Linked DNA regions of Homo sapiens: region 2 is linked to region 1. Evidence: chromatin contacts called from ENCODE Hi-C or POLR2A ChIA-PET data. All regions are on one chromosome and are shown on one strand. The core of a region is the stretch at or near the end of the contact, and the rest is flanking DNA. Distances in the headings are between cores, read along the strand shown. Region 1 holds the start of AHNAK (AHNAK nucleoprotein). Region 2 holds the start of ASRGL1 (asparaginase and isoaspartyl peptidase 1).

Region 1 (2,895 bases), core at 132-2,631:
CCTGTGTGTGTGTATTAGAGAGAGCAAGAGAAAATGCTGGTGCCCAAGTCTCCGCTTTGTGTTTTCACATGTCTCTGCCTGTCTGGATGTCTGCACATGCGGCTCCACCTTTCTGTGTCCATTATATGAGTGCCCATGTCTGTGGTTCCTCTGGCTGTCTCTTCCCTCCCCCACGGCCTGTACTCTGTGCCGGTAACTGGACCTGGACACAGCCCCCAGGGCTGGCAGCAGAGTTGACTGCTGGGTATTTTTAGCCTGTAAACATGTTTGCCATTTCAGAGGACAGGGCCGAGCTGGTCTCAGCTCCAGCCCACTCATGATCTTGCAGCAAGGAGGGCGCTCCTGCCTTGGCCAGGTCTCCTTAGTTCCCCAGCCTGGGGTCTCTCTTTCCTTAGCATTTGGGAAGGAGGGGAAACTGGCTTGGAGCGGGCAGTGGGTGGCCACCTAGGAGGGAGGATAAAAGGACTCATGAGGGAGAAGAGAAAGGGAGTGTGGAGGGGAGTGTGTAGCCAGAAGGCCCCCGCACCCCATCATTAAACGTTTAATAAAATCTCGATGTAGTTAGAAGTGGCTGTGGGAAATCGCTGTAAATTAGGAGACTCAGCGTCCCGCAAGTGGGGAGGCGGGGGCGGCGCTCAGAGAAGGAATGGGAGGCAGAGGAAGCGCTGGGGCTCTGGCTCCTGGGGGCGGGAGTCTGGAGAGGAAGGTGGGCGTCGGGTCCGCTGTCCAACGCCCGGGGTCCTCACCCCCGTATGCCCGCGGCCTGCGCAGCACCGCGGTGCGCGAGGCACTGGTGACCCCGGCTCCTGGGGGGTGGAAATCCAAGCCAGTTCTGTGCGGATATGGACGGAGGGGCCCCCAGAAAGAGAGAACGCGAGAAATGGGCGCGGCAGCACGGAGCTTGGGAACCAAGCAAGGAGGCTGGGGCCTGGGATCTGAAGTGTAGTTGCCTAAGCTGAGAGAAAACTCAAAGGTCCGGAGCAAGCTGACGGTCGCGGCTGAATCACCCAGCCACCTTCAGAGCCCCCAGGCCCTTCCTGCAAAATAAGTTGATTCGCAGTTCCAGCTGTGAGGGTGAGCCCAGGGAGCCTGCAGGAGTTTCTTGCCAATGAAGCCACACAGTGCACATGTTGGAGAGCAGGTCCAGGTCCGGGACAGGACAGGGGGCAGTGGATGCGGGGAGGGGGGGAAAGAATGTCCCCGCGTCCCCCAGCGGCCCCCCTCCCCAGCAGCCCACTCCCGGGTCCCTCCAGGGTCTGCCCCGCTCGCCAGTCCCAGCCCCGCTCCGGCCCCGCCCGGCCCCGCCCTCTCCCCACAGCTCCGGGCAGACCCGCCCGCCCGAGCCGGAGTTACAAGAGCCGCCTCCGCGCACGGGGGCCCGGCCACTCGGAGCTGCTCTGCCGCGGGGACTGCACCGCCCGCCCTGCCAGACCCGCCCGGAACGGGGCTCGTCGCCGCCAGTAGCCGCAGCACCGCAGCCTTGGGCCTCGCGCCGGCTATGGCCGTGCCCTGGGGCTGAGCCCTCAGGTAGGGGCGCCAGGCGCACCGTGGCGCCATCGGGGTCCGGGGCACCAAGGGCGGGTCGCGGGGAGGTGGGTTGCGGTGCTCCGGCAGGGCGCGTTGTTGGGGGTGTCACTGTGAGGATTCAAGCAGTTTGGAGCAAGCGGGGCCACCCGGGGCGGCGACGCGTCGCTCTCTGGGAGCGGAGTTCTGCCTCTGGAGTTGGGGCGCAAGTTGGTTAAAGTTGGAAAATCGCTCCGAAGTGCTTTGCTCCACTCTTTATTTCTCCGGAGGGCGGACTGTTGGCTCCACTGCAAGGCAGGGCGCCCCGTTCCGGGCCTGGTGGCCTCTGTCCCACCTCCTCTCCCTGCATGGGGCGGTGGCTCGGGGGCTGCTCCGTTCGTATCCCATGTTTACTGGAGGGGAAATTTCCGAGATCGCCACCGCGGCCCCCAGCGCCTCCGCGCCTCCGCGACCCCGCACCGTGCGCCCCCTCGGCTGTCCTTCCGCGCTCCCTGCACCTCTGCCCCTAACCGCGTCCCGAGTCGTCCAGGCCCCACCCTGTTCTGTACCACCAGCCCCTCAGCCTCCTCCAGCTGCCCCGCCCTAGCCTTGCCTCTCCGCGTTCCCCGCTCCAGAAAACCTTCCTCTCGGGCCGCGGAACCTGGAAGTTTGCAATGCGCCTCCCAGCGGGATGGGTGGGGAGGGGGACAAAATTAGGGAGATTCCTATGCTGAGGTGGGCGAGGAGGGGGGTGCGCTGCGGCGGCCCAGTCCTCGGGACCGCCCCTTCCCCTCCGGAGGCGGCGCTTTCCCCCCGCCCAACTCCCAAACCCGTCCGGGCGGGATGGCCCCCGCCCCAGAGCCTGGCCCGGCGCCAGCAGCCTGAGGAATGTGGTGGTTGGAGCCGGTGACTAATTCAAACCAGAACTCAGGGAGGAGTGGTGAGGGGCAAAGGGGAGGAGGAAGGGGCTGTGTGTGGGAGTTGGGGGCAGGAGCCGGGCTTGGCGTGGGAGGAGGGCTAAGCTGCGCTCGCTGGAACCCTGCGCTCCAGCGGTGCGCGCCAGGAGAGGGGGCCCGAAGCGAGGTCTCGCCTAGAGTTGGAAAGGCAGCGTGCTTAGGGTGTGTGCAGAGCTGTGTTATGTAAGGCTTTCCCATGCAAGGGGAGGGGGTGTGTGTGTGCAGTGTGCGAGGGCCTGGGCCGTCCCTGGCAGGGCTGGTCGCCCCCCAGCAGTGCCCAGGCCGGGATGTGGGGGCGCAGCCCCTTGGCGGCGCTGACCATGAGGGACTCCAGGGGCCCAAACAGGGCTGGCTGTGCCCCTTGCTGGGAGGGGTGCGGAGGGGGCAGATGGGTGTTCTCAGCTGTAGCCGAGGCCCCACAACAAGGTGGGGAACG
Region 2 (2,895 bases), core at 238-2,737, 210 kb after region 1:
TTGAGATAGTCTCGCTCTGTCGCCCAGGCTGGAGTGATCTCGGCTCACTGCAACCTCTGCCTCTCAGGTTCAAGCTATTCTCCTGCCTCGGCCTCCCGAGTAGCTGGGGTTACAGGCTCCTAGCACCACGCCTGGCTTTTTTTTTTTTTCTTTTGTATTTTTAGTAGAGGTGGCTTTTCACCTGTTAGCCAGGCTGGTCTCGAACTCCTGACCTCAGGTGATCCACCCGCCTTGGCCTCCCAAAGTGCTGGGATTACAGGCGTGAGCCACCGTGCTAAACCGCCTTCTATTAATTCTATCTGCAGCCACAAGTCCTTATATAATCCAGACATTCCCTTCTGTGGATTCCAGGTGTTTGGACAAAACTTTAAATCAATTGTTCATCAGAAAATCTTTGAATCTTAACTATGACCTGGAAACCACTCCCCCTCCCCCAGTAGTCTCACCTCTCCAGATGGAACCAATGTATGTCTTGTATGTACTGATTGACATCTTATGTCTCTCCAGAAGCACACATTCTCAGGATTTCCCAAGAGCTGTATCAGAGGCCATTGGTCACTCATATTTGCCTCAGTATAAATCTCTACAAATATTTTAGCGTTTGACTCTTTTCAGCACAGGTAGAAAAATTAAATATTGTTTCTTTTTTACATACTTAGTTTCACCCCAAAGCTCATTAGATTCCCTAACACTATGTAGGTTCTATTTATTCTGAAGAAGGAGCTTGACCTGACTCACATTATTTACTAGCTGAAAGGCACATTTACCTGCGTTGAACTCGGGATCGTCTTCCAGGGCGACGACAGCTCCCTCTACGGCATCCACGGCGCTCCCGCCCTCCCGGAGGATGCCGTAGCCCACGGTGGCGGCTCTGACCATGCCCTGGTGCACTCGCTCCTTCCGATCCTTGGAGATGGGACCGGCTCCGCCGCCGTGGACCACTACGATGGGATTCATGTCGGCGGATCCTAGGCAGCAGGAAGGCGAAAGCGTCGTCCAAAGCCAGCCCAAGGAAGCCGCGCGGGTACAAGGTCCTCGGGAGACCCTGTGGGGACAATGCCCAGTCTCTGTTCTGAACGGCTGGGTTCGCAGCTGGGGGTGGGTAGGGGCGGCTCGGTCGAGCTTGGTACGAAAAGCCCAGGGGCCCGGCGCCCTCCCGCGTTCCTCTCCGCCCCCGGCCCGGACCTGCTGGGGGTCTCAGTTTCCCCGGGGACGTTAACCCGCGCCCACCGCCGCCCGCCTCCAAGCCCCGGCGCCGAAGGAGGATGTCTATTTCGCCTTCGGGAAAATGTCTATTTTCGTTTATTTCATTCGCCCTCCCGCGTCTCGGGCGGCTGCTCCGGGAGGGCCGCCGACTTACCCAGGGCACCGCAGGACGCGGACGCCGAGACCTCAAGCTGGGTCGAGCCAGCCCCGCAGCCGCCCGGTACCGCCGCTCCCCGACGCCGGCTCGAAACCGCTCAGCCCGCAACCGCTCTGGTCACAACGGTTCTGCGCCTGCGCACGAGGGCGGGACCGCCGCACGGCCCAGTTCCCATAAAGCCCCGAAGGCCGGCTGGCGCGCACCTGTCTCACTCCTCTCAAGAGTCTACGCTCTTGGCCGGCCCGAGCTTCCTGGTGGCACGCGGGGAACCTCCTGCTCCTGACCAGGCTAGGGGCTGGGTGGTTGGGTTGGTGGCGAGAAGCGTGAAGTGGCATGCCACGATTTTGTAATTGCAGATTGAAAAGCAACGCTAGGCTGTGCGCAGTGGCTCATGCCTTGTAATCCCAGCACTTTGAGAGGCCGAGGCGGACGGATCACCTGAGGTCGGGAGTTCGAGACCAGCCTGACCAACACGGAGAAACCCTGTCCCTACTAAAAACACAAAATTAGCTGGGCGTGGTGGCGCATGCCTGTAATCCCAGCTACTCTGGAGGCTAAGGCACGAGAATCGTTTGAACCTGGGAGGCGGAGGTTGCGGTGAGTGGAAATCGCGCCATTGCACTCCAGCCTGGGCAACAAGAGTGAAACTCCGAATCAAAAGAAAAAAAAATTATACTGGGACAATGGGCATAAACAGGGACAGATCCAGGCAAACTGTGATTGATCTCCTGTGGATAGGAGAGTCCTTTCCCTTCTTGTTTACCCACAACTGATAACATATTTTACCACTCTTGGGAATTCCCTTTACTCCTGTTTTACCTTCGTTTCCTGCCTTAAGGCCCAGTTTAAATGAACCCCTCCTGCAAAGCCTTCTCCCTGGCACCCCACTAAGGATCAGTCATTCCCTTTCTAGTGACCTATTGTTAGAGATTACCACAAATTTATTGGCTTCAAACAACACACATTATCTTACAGTTCTGGTGGTCAGAAATTCAAACTGGGTCTGCAGGGTTGAGTTCCTTCGGGAAGCTCCAGAAGAGAATCTGTCTTTTCTTGCTTCTACAAGCTGCCTGTATCCTTGGCTCATGGCCTCATCCTCCATTGCCAAAGCCAACAGCCTAGCATCTTTAACTCTCTCTCCCTCTGGCCTGTTTCTGCTGCTACGTCACTTCTCTCTCTGTCACCATCATCACGATTTTCTTTTCTGACTCTGACTCTCCTGCCTCCTTCTTAAAGGAAGTCCCTTGGGATGACATTGGGCCCACCCAGATAACCCAGGATAATCTCCCTTTCTTACAATTTCTATTCTCATCTGCAAAGTCCCTTTTGCCATGTGAGGAGTGTTCACAGGTGGAGATTCGGATGTGACACCTTTGAGGGCCGTTATTCTGTCTCCCACACTCACCTCTTGGAAGAGGGTTATTTTAGCACGTCTCAACTGGTCGTGAGCCTAGTTGTGTCATCATAATACAGCTCACCATCATTTGGTTTCAGCTATTTATAGGAACCTGAACCCTACCCTATGCCTAGCC

What was found. Hi-C counts contacts between places; a loop is a spot of excess contacts on that map. ChIA-PET counts read pairs that join two places held with the same protein, here RNA polymerase II (POLR2A). Pooled maps may share reads with other maps.
Region 2: a pooled map shows a loop between it and region 1 (2.9-fold over the local background). The contact joins the promoter of ASRGL1 here to the promoter of AHNAK in region 1. A Hi-C loop is called at or near these places in 1 of 37 single-sample maps with no recorded cell type and 6 of 50 pooled maps. POLR2A ChIA-PET finds 5 or more read pairs at or near these places in 1 of 52 experiments (OCI-LY7).

The regions. Positions count from the first base shown.
Region 1 is chr11:62,545,292-62,548,186 of GRCh38, reverse strand. AHNAK (AHNAK nucleoprotein) reads left to right here and starts at 1,381. Exons shown (of 5, transcript NM_001620.3): 1 at 1,381-1,527. RefSeq lists enhancers at 744-1,274, 1,853-2,363, 2,364-2,874 and silencers at 1,230-1,399, 1,520-1,589, 1,870-1,919, 1,930-2,049, 2,580-2,709.
Region 2 is chr11:62,336,040-62,338,934 of GRCh38, reverse strand. It overlaps ASRGL1 (asparaginase and isoaspartyl peptidase 1), which reads right to left and starts at 1,487. Exons shown (of 7, transcript NM_001083926.2): 1 at 1,361-1,487; 2 at 768-1,045. The coding sequence starts at 957. RefSeq lists an enhancer at 907-1,576.